2 separate regions of the Homo sapiens genome follow, and region 2 is linked to region 1. Evidence: chromatin contacts called from ENCODE Hi-C or POLR2A ChIA-PET data. All regions are on one chromosome and are shown on one strand. The core of a region is the stretch at or near the end of the contact, and the rest is flanking DNA. Distances in the headings are between cores, read along the strand shown. Region 1 overlaps LINC02086 (long intergenic non-protein coding RNA 2086). Region 2 overlaps LOC105371812 (a long non-coding RNA gene).

Region 1 (6,684 bases), core at 1,188-3,687:
GGTAATTAGGTCATGAGCCTTCATGAATGGGATTAGAGCCTTCATAAAAGAGACTCCAGAGGGCTCCCTCACCCATCTGCCATGTGAGGATACTGAGAAGATGACCATCTACGACCCAGGAAGCAGGCTTCACCAGACACCAAATCTGCCAGCGCCTTCACCTTGTCCTTCTCAGCCTCTAGAACTCTGAGAAGTGTTTGTGGTTTAAGCTGCCCAGTCTAGGGTGCTTTTGCTATGGCAGCTCAAACTGCCTAAAGCAGTCAGTAACCTCAGGATAGGAGTGGGCTGCCAGGTGGAACCCTCCCGAAAGGTTTCTGGATGGAAGATTTGAGTCACTTAAATATATATCATGCATCATGTGTGCGTGAAGAGAGACAGAGAGAGGCGGGTGGGGCAGGAGAATATGTACTGCCTCGTTATGCATGCTCATATAGTCCTGATTTGTTATGCTGTCATGTGATACATAACAATGTTTGGGTCAACAATGAACCACATATATGGTAGTCATCCTATAAGATTATAATACCAGGCCAGGCACAGTGGCTCACGCCTGTAATCCCAGCACTTTGGGAGGCCTAGGCAGGCGGATAACCTGAGGTCAGGAGTTCAAGACCAGCCTGGTCAACGTGGAGAAACCCTGTCTCTACTAAAAATACAAAAATTAGCTGGGCTTGGTAGCGTGCGCCTGTCATCCCAGCTACTCGGGAGGCTGAGGCAAGAGAATCACTTGAACCCGGGAGGCGGAAGTTGCAGTGAGCCTAGACCCTGCCATTGCACTCCAGGCTGGGCAACAAGAGCAAAACTCCATCTTAAAGATAAAAAAGATTATAATACCGTATTTTCACTGTACCATTTCTATGTTTAGATACACAAACACCACTGTGTTACAGTTGCCTACAGCATTCAGTATACAGTACTCATCATGCTGGATGAGTCTGTAGCCTAGGAGCGACAGGCTACACCATATAACTTAGGTGTCTAGTGGGTTATACCATCTAGGTTTGTGTAAGTATACTCTGATGTTATCACAATGATAAAGTCGCCTAGCAATGCATTTCTCAGAATGTTTCCCTCTTGTTAAATGGCACATGAGTGTATTTCAGTTTCTTTCTTTCTTCTTTTTCTTTCTTTCTTTCCTTCTTCTTTCTCTCTCTGTTTCTTTCTTTTTCTTTTTCTTTTTTTTCATGGTCATTCTCTTTCACCCAAGCTGGAGTGCACTGGTGCAAACACGGCTTACTGAAGCCTCAACTTCCTGGGCTCAAGCAGTCCTTCCACCTCTGCCCCCCAAGTAGCTGGGACTACAGGCACACACCACCATGCCCAGCTAATTTTTTGTTGTTGTTGTTTTTGTAGGGATGGGGTTTCGCCATGTTGCCCAGGCTGGTCTTGAGCTCTTGAGCTCAAGCAATCTGCCCACCTTGGCCTCCTCCCAAAGTACCGGGATTGCAGACATGAGCCACCTCGCCCGGCTATTTCAATTTCTATAGTGCTAGTAAAAATCCACTAAATTGTTTATCCAACTCATCAATAAGTTCAACCCACAGTTTGAAAACCCTAGTCTAGATTTTTTTCTTTCTATTCCCTTCAGTATGAACATGAGAAAGGCTCATCATCATTCCATATTTGATATTTTGACATAAATCTGCTGGATTTAGTTAAATTACAGTTCTCCCAAATAATCAGGAGAAATTTGACTAGAACTATCTTGGTATTGCCCATGGTTGTTGCTTCTCTTTGACAGTAAACCAAAAAATTAAGCGCATGGTTATGGAGTCTGACCGCTTGAGCTGGCTGCCCCACCTGCCTCAGTTTCTTTATCAATATCTGGGACATCATCATCTTAATAGTAACTGCCTCTGGGTAAGCCATGTAAGACAAATTAACACAAGGCCTGGCACATAGTAAGTGCTCAAAAGATGTTGGCAACTATTTTTATTTATTTATTTATTTATTTATTTATTTATTTATTTAACTATGTATTTAGTGACGGAGTCTTGCTCTGTCGCCCAGGCTGGAGTGCAGTGGCTCACTGCAAGCTCCGCCTCCCTGGTTCACGCCATTCTCCTGACTCAGCCTCCCGAGTAGCTGGGACTACAGGCGCCTGCCACCACTCCCGGCTAATTTTTTGTATTTTTAGTAGAGATGGGGTTTCACCGTGTTAGCCAGGTTGGTCTCGATCTCCTGACCTCGTGATCCGCCCGCCTCGGCCTCCCACAGTGCTGGGATTACAGGCGTGAGCCACCGCGCCCGACCTATTTATTATTTTTTAAACTGTCAATGTTGTTGTCTTACAGCGGAGACCTGAAAGCAGCTTAGCCATGAGCAGCGCTCAAATAAGGAAAGAAATTCTTTGCAATAAATAGGGATCTTTGAAAGGTTTTACGTTGGACCCGCCTTACCGTGGACAGACACTAGAGGGTGCTCCTCGCTCAGAAAGCCGAGTGTTTCCAGGCCCGGGACCTCTGCCAGGAAGCGCTTCGACTGCCGGTTCTGAAACTCTCTCTTTGGGTCTGGTAATTTACTGGGGAGAACTGGCTGCTGCCTTGGTTCTGAAACTAAAGGCTTTTTACGGAAGTAGGAGGAGACTGCAAGAGGCTATATGGAGCAGAAATGTGGCTCCTTCAAACTTTCACCAATTGGCGTTCTGCCGGACTGTGACTTGGAGGATTCCAGCAGTGTCTCATTCACCCATGAGCCCCAGGGTCTAGCACACATAGTGTCTGGCAGACAGTGAGCGCTTTGTAAATATTTATGGAATGGGACCAACCGATGGAGGCGTCTGAGACCTAAATAATTATAATTACAAATTGGCAAGTGCTGGCACGATGACCACAGACCATTAAGGGCGCTCCCAGAAGAGTGGGGGCTGGGGAGGATTGGCCAGAATGGCTTCCTGAAATTCAGGAGCCCTGGCACTCTCTGGGGTACACAGAAAAGATCTTCCACATCCGGCTTTTGGATATTTAAAAACAGCTTCATGCTCCATTTTTTTCATGTCCTTCCTGTGGAATGATTTCTAGGCTTTTCACTAAGTTGATCGCTCCCTGCAGACTTGTAGGAAGGCAAATAATAGGTTAGCACCTACTGGGTTCAAGCATCTCCTATGATCTCCATTATCTGATTTAATTGTGTCTTTATCTCATTTAATCCCCACAACAACTCTCTGAGACTAAGGCTATTATCCACATTCTACAGATTAGAACTTGGTAAGGTTTGATAACTGGCCCAAGATCACACCATTAGGGAGTGACAGGACCAGTATTTGAACCCAGATAGTCTAGCAGCAAAAGATGCTTTTAAAAATTTTCACTTAAAAGAATAACAACAACAGCAACTAACAGTATGGAGGGGGCCAGATAGTTTTCTGTGTTTTACATTTATTAACTCATTTAAGTCATTTAATTGCTATACACCTAGATGTCATCCTTTCTATTAATACATTGTTAGTACTGAAAAGTGAAGAGAATGATACAACAAACACCCATGTACTCATCACCTGGCATGAAAAAAAGGTTAATGTTAAAGTTGATATTATCCAGCCACAACAATCTTGAAAAAGAACAAAGTTGGAGAACTTGGCCCAGTGCGGTGGCTCATGCTTGTAATCCCAGCATTTTGGGAGGCCAAGGCGTGTGGATTGCTTGAGCCCAAGAGTTCAATACCAGCCTGGGCAACATGGTAAAAATACAAAAAATTTCTACAAAAAAAAAAGTTTCTACGAAAAAAATACAAAAATTAGCCTGGTGTGGTGGTGCTCGCCTGTGGTCCCAGCTACTCAGGAGGCTGAGGTGGGAGGATCACCTGAGCCCAGGGAGGTTGAGGCTGCAGTGAGCCAAGATAGCACCACTGCACTCCAGCCTAGGCAAAAGAGCAAGACCTTGTCTCAAAAAAAAAAAAAAAAAAAAGTTGGAGAACTTACACTTTCCAAGTTCAAAAGCTACAGTAATGAAAACAATGTGGTACTGGCATAAGGATCAACATGTACATCAATGGAATAGAATTGAGAGTCCAGAAATAAACCTGTATGTTTACGGTCAAGGTATCAAGACAATTAAATAAGGAAATAAGTTTTTTTCCCCACAAATAGTGCTGGGACATCTGGATAGCCACATGCAAAAGAATGAATTTGGACTCCTATCTTTTATTGTCTACAAAAATTAACTCAAAACGAATCAAAGACCTAAAGATAAGAACTAAAACTATAAAACTCTTAGAAAAAACATAGGTGTAAACCTCTATGACCTTGGATTAAGCAATGGTTTCTTACATACAACACCAAAAGCACAATCAACTGAAGAAAAAATAAATCAATTAGACTTCATCAAAATTAAAAATTTGAGTGTCAAGGCCCTATCAAAGTTAAAAGATAAATCACGGAATGGGAGAAAATTTTTGCAAATCATAGATCTGGAAAGGATCTTGTATCCAGAAGATAGAAGAGCTGTTTTTCTGTTGTTGTTGAGACAGAGTCTTGCTCTGTCATCCAGCCTAAAGTGCAGTGGCATCATCATAGCTCACTGCAGCTTCCACCTCGTGGGCTCAAGCAATCCTGTCACCTCAGTCTCCCGAGTAGCTGGGACTGTAGGTGTGCACCACCATGCCTGGATAACTAAAAAAAATTTTTTTTATAGACGAGCTCTCACTATGTTGCCCAGGATGGTCTTGAACTCTTGGCCTCAAGCGATACTCCCACCTCTGCCATCCAAAGTGTTGGGATTAGAGTGAGCCACCTCATCCAGCCTATAAGAACTCTTGTAATTTAATAATAAAAAGACAAATAACCCAATTTAAATTTGGGCAAATGACTGGAATAAGCATTTCTCCAAAGAAGATATACAAATGCCAAGAAGCACATGAAAAGATAGTCAGCATCAGCCAGGCATGGTGGCTCATGCCTATAATCCTAGCACTTTGGGAGGCCAAGGCAGGTGGATCACCTGAGGTCAAGAGTTTGAGACCAGCCTGGCCAACATGGTGGCACCTCGCCTCCACTAAAAATACAAAAATTAGCCAGGTGTGGTGGCAGATGTCTGTAATCCCAGCTACTCAGGAGGCTGAGGCAAGAGAACTGCTTGAACCTGGATGGTGGAGGTTGCAATGAGCCAAGATCGCACCACTACACTCCAGCCTGGGCAACAAGAGCAAAACTCCATATCAAAAAAAAAAAAAAAAAAAAGATACTCAGTATCATTAACCATTAGGGAAATGCAAATCAAAACTTTCAAACCCACTAGCATGGCTATAGTTTAAAAGACAATAACTAGTATTAGCAAGGATGTAGACAAATTGGAACCCTCATAAATCACTAGTGGGAATATAAATAGGTGCAGCCTCTGTGGAAAATGGTTTGGGAGGTCTTCAAAAAGTTCAATATAGAGTTACCGTAAGACCTAGAAATTCCACTGCTAGCTATATACCCAAAATAATTGAGAACATTATATATACTTGTACATGAGACCAGGAGCAGTGACTCACACCTATAAACCCAGTACTTGGGGAGGCCAAGGCAGGAGGATCCCTTGAGCCCAGGAATTTGAGACCAGCCTGAGCAACATAATGAGATCCTATCTCTACAAAATATAAAAAATCAGCTGGATGTGGTGGTGTATGCCTATAATTCCAGCTACTGGGGAGGCTGAGGTGGGAGGATCGCTTGAGCAGAGGAGTTGGAGGCTGCAGTGAGCTATGATCATACCATTGCACTCCAGCCTGGGTAACACAGCAAGACTCTGTCTCAAAAAAAAAAAAAAAAAAGGTGTAGCTGGATGCAGTAGCTCACGCCTGTAATCCCAGCACTTTGGGAGGCCAAGGCGGGCAGATCACGTGAGGTCAGGAGTTTGAGACCAGCCTGGCCAACATGGTGAAACCCTATCTCTACTAAAAATACAAAAATTAGCTGGAAGTGGTGGCGCACACCTGTAATCCCAGCTACTCAGGAAGCCAGGATGGGAGAATCGCTTGAACCCAGGAGGTGGAGGTTGCAGTGAGCCGAAATTGTACCACTGCACTCCAGCCTGGCCAATAAAATGAGATTCTGTCTCAAAAAAAAAAAAAAAAAGATACATATACATATACATGAATGCTCATAGCAGCATTATTTATAATGACCAAAAGGTGGAAATGTATCAGTCCATTCTCACACTGCTGTAAAGAATTGCCTAAGACTGGGTAATTTATAAAGGAAAGGGTTTTAATTGACTCACAGTTCCGCATTGCTGGGGAGACCTCTGGAAACTTACAATCATGGCAGGAAGCAAAGGAGAAACAGGCACCTTCTTCACAGGGTGGCAGGACGGGAGTGAGTGCAAGCAGGGGAAATGCCAGATGCTTATAAAACCATCAGATCTCCTGAGACTCACTCATTATCATGAGAACAGCATGGGGGAAACCACCCCCATGATCCAATTACCTCTACCTGGTCCCGCCCTTGACATGTGGGATTAATACAATTCAAGGTGAGGTTTGGGTGGGGACACAGAGCCAAACCATATCAGGGAACAACCCAGGTGTTTATCAGTCGACGAGTGGATAAACAAAATGTGGTCTGTTCATGCAGTGGAATATTATTCTACCATAAAAAGGAATGAAGTACTGATACAAGCTACAGCATGGATGAACCTTGTAAACACTATGCTAAGTGAAAGAAGCCAGTCACAAAAGGCCATATATTATATGATTCCATTT
Region 2 (6,684 bases), core at 2,729-5,228, 85 kb after region 1:
CTGCGGTGAATCAGGCTTGTGACCTCAGGCCGTCCAGGTAAACATCCTCTGCGCTTTGGAAACTGTTGGGACTAGAAAGGAGCGGGCGGCAGGGAGAGGGAAGGGGGAAGGAGGGATTCTGAGTGGAGGAGACCTCTGAAATCCTCTCTCCTGCCAGGAAACCAGGGCGGTCTTCCAAGCGGGCAGCCACGTTGCCTACTTGAGGCCAAGGCAGAAGCATCAATCACATGGGGCGTAGTTTCTGTCTGGCTAAAGAACGGCTCACGCGGACCTCGGGAATGCGACTGTGGAAACGACGGGGAAGCTGGAAGGGCTGGGTGGCGGGGGAAGCTGGAGGGCACAGCTTCCAGATTCCAGTTTGTTAAGAATCACCTGAAGGACGTTTCTCTGAAGGGAAAGTGGGCATCTGTGAAGGGTTAGAGGCACATACTTCAACTTTCCCTAGCACAAGAGTGGAAATCCATACTCCTTGGGGAGGGACTTTGTCACTGAACCTTAAGAAAATGGTTACTGGACTGAGCTTGGTTACTTATGCCTGTAATCCTGACGTTTTGGTAGATGGAAGTGGGAGCATCGATTGAGGCCAGGAGTTCTAGCCTAGGCAATGTAGTGAGACTCTCATCGAAAAGAAAATAAAAAAAAGAAGAAAGAATCTCGTGGCTGTCATTTTTAATGTTGCTGGTGTGCAGGGAGGCTGTTTTGACTCTTATTTCCATTCTTGGGCCACCGGCAGAGCAGGGCAAAGCTATGAGGTTACATAGACCTGGCTTAGACCCCAGTCCCATTCCCCAGCAGCTTCAGGCCCAAGCAACGGTCTCCATCTCCCTGAACACAGTCTCCTTATAGGTAAAATAACTGCAGAGTTGATGCTGGAATTAAATCAATGCAGTGGCGAGCCCAGCGCTGCAGAGCCCCGTGCTTAGTGACCAAAATAATGTCCCGCCTGCCTCATCTTCCTCTCGGATTTTTGCCAAGGCCAAACTGCGCGTGTCCCAGAAAAAAACCCTCGGACACTTGGCCTCTGCCCTGTCTCAGCCGAGTGACTAGGATGACTGGGAAGTGAATCACAGGAAAATCACCCAAGCCCACTCTTCTCCACAGCCGGTGAGCAGAAGGAAGGAAGCAAAGAAGGAAGGGAGGAAGGGAAGAAGGGAGAGTTCAGTTCCCTTTCGTCGTTCACACAGTGGTCCTCCACACCAGGAAACCTAAGGGCTCTGTGGAGGGCCAGGTGCCGTGGCAGCAACACTCCTCAGGGCCTGTTTCAGCACCCCATTTACGTGGCACATGAAAAATTCAGGATGAACGCCCTGGCTGAAAGCTCTTCCTGGGTTTGGGACATCAGAAGACCTTCCCGGGATGGGCTCTTGTCTCTGCAGTAGCTATGACCTGCACATAAACCTGTTTCCTACACTGTAAAATTGGCGTAACCACCATTCCCTCCCAGTCTTTCTCTGGAGTCCTAATGGGAACAGTGACGGAATGAAAGTGACCACGCTGGAACCCGAAGCGCTGTTCCCCTCCGTGGCTTCACACTGATCTCCACACTAGAATTCCGTGTCTGCAGTTCAAGTTCAAACTACTGTGGTCGGGGAAGGGCTACAGAGATCTCGCTTGGCCGTGGAGTCACCGGCCCCGTCCAGTCTTGCTTGGGACACATACTGGTTTACACTCTCTCGGGTTCAGTTTCCTCATCTGTAAATGGGGCTCGTATCCCCCTCATAAAGTGGTTTGGGGGATAATAAAGCTTGTAAAAGCGCTTTGCCCCAGTGCTTGGCACATAATACGCGCTACGTTAACAATGTCGCGTACACGCCCGAACCGGAGGAACCCCATTCCACGCTCCTTCTGGAACCGAATTCACCTCTGAGGCTTTGGGGCTTCAGAGCCGGAGCCGCTTGGGCAAAACCAGCAGAACAGCGAGAGGGAACGGGCTGGTCTAGCCCTGCCCTGAGCATTTCTACTGAGACCCCCGGTCCTGCTTCTTCCAGCCTCTGCTGGATTTCTCTCCGACCCCTCTGGAGCGAAGCCCTTTGGCCCTGCGTTGCATGCGGCACGGTGCGGGTTCGGGCTCTGCGCTGGAGCCGGGATGCCCTCCGGCGGAGGGTGCGCGTAGGCGGCGCCTGGGCGTGAGCCCCGCCTGCAAGGCTCAGCGTCGGGGAAGCACTTTTCTCGTCGACCCGGGGTCTTTTTCCGCCAAGGAGCTCGGGGCTCAAGAACTCGGGACTGGGCTGTGGGCGGGGCATGGTTTTCCTCTCTGGGCGTCCTAATCTCCAATTTCAGGCAAATTCGCTAGGAAGAACCTTCCCGAGCGCGCCTTCTCCAACAGGACCTCCAAGCCAGCCTCACGCACGCAGGCCTGGCTCTCTCCTGCAGAATCCCCACCTGCCCTATAACTACCCACTTCAGATATGGGGGAATGGAGGAGATATTCCAATCACGCCATCTACCTACAGTTTCCACGGCCCCTTCTGTTGAATGGTATTTTCCTTTAGGGTCCCTAGAAGCAGAGCAAATGAAAAGGCCAGGGGGAAAAAAAAAAAAAAAAGAAAGAACCGGTGAATTGGCTCTGAGCCCAATAAACGGTTCCTCTTTCCTTCTCCGGTCCTTTCCCTTCCAACAGAGCGATTGAGAAATCATTTCAATAATCAGCAAATCGGCTGGGAAATGGAGAACCAGAAGGGAATGTCCTATCCAACAGCGCTTTTTCTTCTCTCAATAGAAGCCCAGTCTTTCATTTAGATATGAATATAGCTACTGTGCATTTCTCCATTAATAAATATAAATTTCCAAACTAGGTGGTGAGGGATATGAATTTCCATGGTACATTGGGCCCTAGAGACACCAAGAAGCTTCAGGTCATAAGGGGGTCTATTCAGGCTATGTCCAAGCACAACCAAATTATGGCATTAAAAACAAGAGGTCTTGATTCAGATCTTTCACGTTTTAATAACAGAGGGGGATGCTGCTGATATAGAAAAGTGATTGAAAATATTTGTAAACATATACTTCTCACTGGACCTCCAGTCATGTTGGTGGGTGTGGTAGACAGAATCAAGTACGTCAACTAGCTGTTTTCTGGTTTAGAAACAAAAAATACCCCCAGCCCCACCCCCACTCTGGAGTCTTTGCTTCTCAACTACGAAATGGAAAAAAAAGAACTCAAGTCCCATTTAGACTGTGGGAGCTCAGCCCATGAAGGGACTGTGGGAATTGACATGGAGAGTTTGGGGTGGAGAGGTGGAAGGGTGGAGGAAATGAGATCGGCAGCAGACACTGAGTCAGAGGCCTGAGACTAAGGCCTGGCTCTGTGTCCTTGATATCCCCAAGCCTCAGTGTTCACATCTATAAGATGAGGATAATATTGATCTCACAGAACTGCTGTGAAGAATCAACCACATAATATATGTGACGATGGTTTTTCATTATCAGCCTTTCCTTGGCCTGGACCAAATTGAAAGGAGACTGTGGGGCCAGGCAAGGTGGCTTGGATCATGCCTGTAATACTAGCGCTTTAGGAGGCTGAGGCAGGAAGATCCCTTGAGACCAGGAGTTTGAGACCAGCCTCAGCAACATAGTGAGACTCTATATCTTAAAAATAAAATAAAATAAAATAAAATAAAATAAAATAAAATAAAATAAAATTAGCCAGACATGGTGGTGCATGCCTGTAGTCCCAGCTCCTCAGTGGGGAGAGTTGGGAGGATCACTGAGCCCAGGAGGTCAATGCTGCAGTGAACCATGATCTAGACACTGCACTCCAGCCTGGGTGACAAAGCAAGACCCCGTAAAAAAAAAAAGAAAGAATGAGGAAGAAAGGAAAAGAGAAAAAAAGAAAAGAAAAGAGACCGTGGCAAAGAAGGCAAGGGTCCAGCTTGGGCCCAGCCCAGGGATGGGTATGAGCATCCCCATGGCTACTTGATGCCCTGTCACGTGGGTTCAGCTGGCTTAGTCTCACCCTCTGCCAGATCCAGGAGGAAGTGAGAATCCATTACAGTGGGCCTGTCTCAGCTCCTGTTTGCTTTGGCCACAGCGTGATGGTGTCTTGCTGGCTTTGCCAACAGGATTTAGGTGTTTGCTCTCCCGCCTGGCATGGCTGCTAAGGCAGCTGGCATTCTGCTCCTGCTTATCATGCTGGCTGAGACTTCCTGCTGCTGCTGCTTCCCCTTTCTCAGATGGATGGGGTCCTATTTTATTATCATTGTCACAAGACTCCTATGCTTGAGAAAGCAGGGTGGTGAAAAGAGGCCACAGACTTTCCCTTTCAAATGGCTCCCCAAGAAGTACATACTCAAGGACTAAGATGAATCAGGAAGTACGCCAGGAAAAGAAATGAGACAGAGAGCCAGAAAAAACAGGCACTAACCCTAGATCTTTAAAGGACTTGCTTTGCTTTCCACACTTCTTTCCTCATGCTTTCTGAGGACAGTAGTAGATAGCGGGAGTAAAGGGGAAGGGAGCCCCTTGCTGAAGGTCACCCCACACCAGCCAGAGCCCACGGTTGGAGAGTCTTGGAGGAGAGTCTTGGAGGAAACATGATTATCAGGTGCCTGATGGGAAGAACATGTGCTCAGAATAATCACATCCCCTCCCATAGCCAAGGCAACTCCCAGAACCTCCAGCCACCTCCCCAGCACAGTGTGCATTCAGAAGACATGAAATCCCCTCCACATGACACACTACCTGCTTGGCTTTCCAGGCTGCTAGTGAATAACTTACAGTCATGGCTGGAGAATGCAAAATAATTGAAAGCAATGCTTAGTAAATTGCAGTTTCAAGGTCTTCATTGCCTTCCTAACAATTTGCAAAACTCATTTTATTGCTTTTTTAGATTCCTCGAATTGAAATACCACTGCATGCTGTAATTAAGCTAAGTGACATGCCAGCTGTAAAGGCAAGGGTTGTGAATGATTACATTCAGTTCATGTAATCATACAGGATGAGTGTGGGGAGGGAGCCTACAACAGCTGCCGGTCTGCCTTGCTTACACTCTCTGCCAGGGTGGAAGGAAAGCTGGAATCTAAACTCACTTTTTTTTAAAACAGGGTCTCCCTCTGTCACCCAGGCTGGAGTGCAGTGGCACAATCATAGCTCACTGTAGCCTCAGCCTCCTGAGCTCAAGCAATCCTCCCACCTCAGTCTCCCGAGTAGCTGGGACTATAGGTGTGCAACACCATGCCTGGCAAATTTTGTTGCTGTTGTTGTTTGGTAGAGACGGAGTCTCTATGTTGCCTAAGCTAGTCTCAAACTCCTTGAGCATCCTCCCACCTCAGTCTCCCAAAGTGCTGGAATTACAGGTGTGAGCCACACACTCGGCCTGAAGTCACCCTTTTAAGGCTAGTAAGAGTTACCCATGCTGTCTGAGGCGGCCTAATCCAGTGTGGGGTAAGCCAGGCAAGTGGTTCCCAAACCTGACTAAGCATCAGAACTCCCTGGCACAGCTTTTTATTTTTATTTTATTTAAGTTATTTATTTATTTATTTATTTATTTATTTATTTATTTATTTATTTTGAGATGGAGTTTCACTCTTGTTGCCCAGGCTGGAGGGCAATGGCGCGATCTTGGCTCACCGCAACCTCTGCCTCAAGCGATTCTCCTGCCTCAGCCTCCCGAGTAGCTGGGATTACAGGTGCCTGCCATCACACCCGGCTAAGTTTGTATTTTTAGTAGAGATGGGGTGTCTCCATATTGGTCAGGCTGGTCTCGAACTCCCAACCTCAGGTGATCCGCCTGCCTCGACTTCCCAAAGTGCTGGGATTACAGGTGTGAGCCACTGCGCTCGGCCAGGCAGAGCTTTTTAAATCCAAGTTTACCTCCCCCTTGCTCCAAAGTGACTAATAAAGTCTAGGGAGAACCACAGGTCTTTACAATTGCCCAGATATCTCTGAGCCTGGAGATGAGAGAACCTGCCCCATCCAAGATGGCTATTTTTAACAACTTGGTCTTCAGAAACGTCACTTTTGCACTTGGAAACTTTTCCTTCAGTGTTGCTTTCATAAATCTGTCTGGGGACAGGAGTTCATCCAACTGCTTTATGAACAGATACCTTGATCTCTATCCTCCCAAAGCTCCTTCTCCTAATGTTCCCAATTTCTTTCAGCGGACTCAGTTCCTTTGAAGCCTTCTTTATTGTTCCTTTATCCTCTGCCACACAGTCAGCTGCTAAGTCCCAGCTCTACGATATTTTTCTCACTTGCCTCTTTTTTTTTCTTCCAGCTTATTGAGGTATATCTGCCTCCTTTTCTCTCCCCCAGCCAGCCATCCTGATAGAGGCTGCAAGGGCTTGAATCCTGGACCACTGTATGAGACTCCCAAGCCCTCTCCCACCTTTGGGTCCCTCCCCTTGCCAAGCCACTCCACCATCTACTACTAGATTCATCTTCCTAACACTAAATAAAATCTCCTACTCAAAAACCTTCAGCAGTTTCCCACTGCCTGCTGAATTAGGTAAACACTACCCAGGATAACAGTTTAGATCCTCTGCAATATTTATTCATTCAGCAAATATTTACTGAATTCCTATTATGTCCTAGGTACTAAACTAAAAGCAGAGAATATAAAGATGTAGAGACATGGTACATTCCAGTGGACAGACAGCTGCACAAATTCATTATCATGAGGAGTGCAATAATGGCAATATAAACAAAGGGTCACTGGGTTTCCAATATGGTCTCTTAATCTATCTT

What was found. A loop is a pair of places that touch in the nucleus more often than their neighbours do. ChIA-PET counts read pairs that join two places held with the same protein, here RNA polymerase II (POLR2A).
Region 2: a map of A673 shows a loop between it and region 1 (2.5-fold over the local background). The contact joins two enhancer-like sites. A Hi-C loop is called at or near these places in 2 of 168 maps with a recorded cell type or tissue (A673 and endothelial cell of hepatic sinusoid). POLR2A ChIA-PET finds 5 or more read pairs at or near these places in 4 of 52 experiments (A549, BJ, Caco-2 and 1 more).

The regions. Positions count from the first base shown.
Region 1 is chr17:48,669,399-48,676,082 of GRCh38, forward strand. The region is part of intron 3 of LINC02086 (long intergenic non-protein coding RNA 2086); the gene reads left to right. Among named protein-coding and RNA genes, the nearest start is that of LINC03057, 26 kb to the left of the region's middle. Within about 2 kb of position 2,438, at least 2 of the 41 ENCODE cell types and tissues checked have a DNase peak (open chromatin) inside an H3K27ac peak, as active enhancers do.
Region 2 is chr17:48,752,958-48,759,641 of GRCh38, forward strand. LOC105371812 (a long non-coding RNA gene) reads left to right here. Exons shown (of 2, transcript XR_007065830.1): 2 at 158-1,757. Among named protein-coding and RNA genes, the nearest start is that of HOXB13, 28 kb to the left of the region's middle. RefSeq lists enhancers at 1-577, 630-1,619. Within about 2 kb of position 3,979, at least 3 of the 41 ENCODE cell types and tissues checked have a DNase peak (open chromatin) inside an H3K27ac peak, as active enhancers do.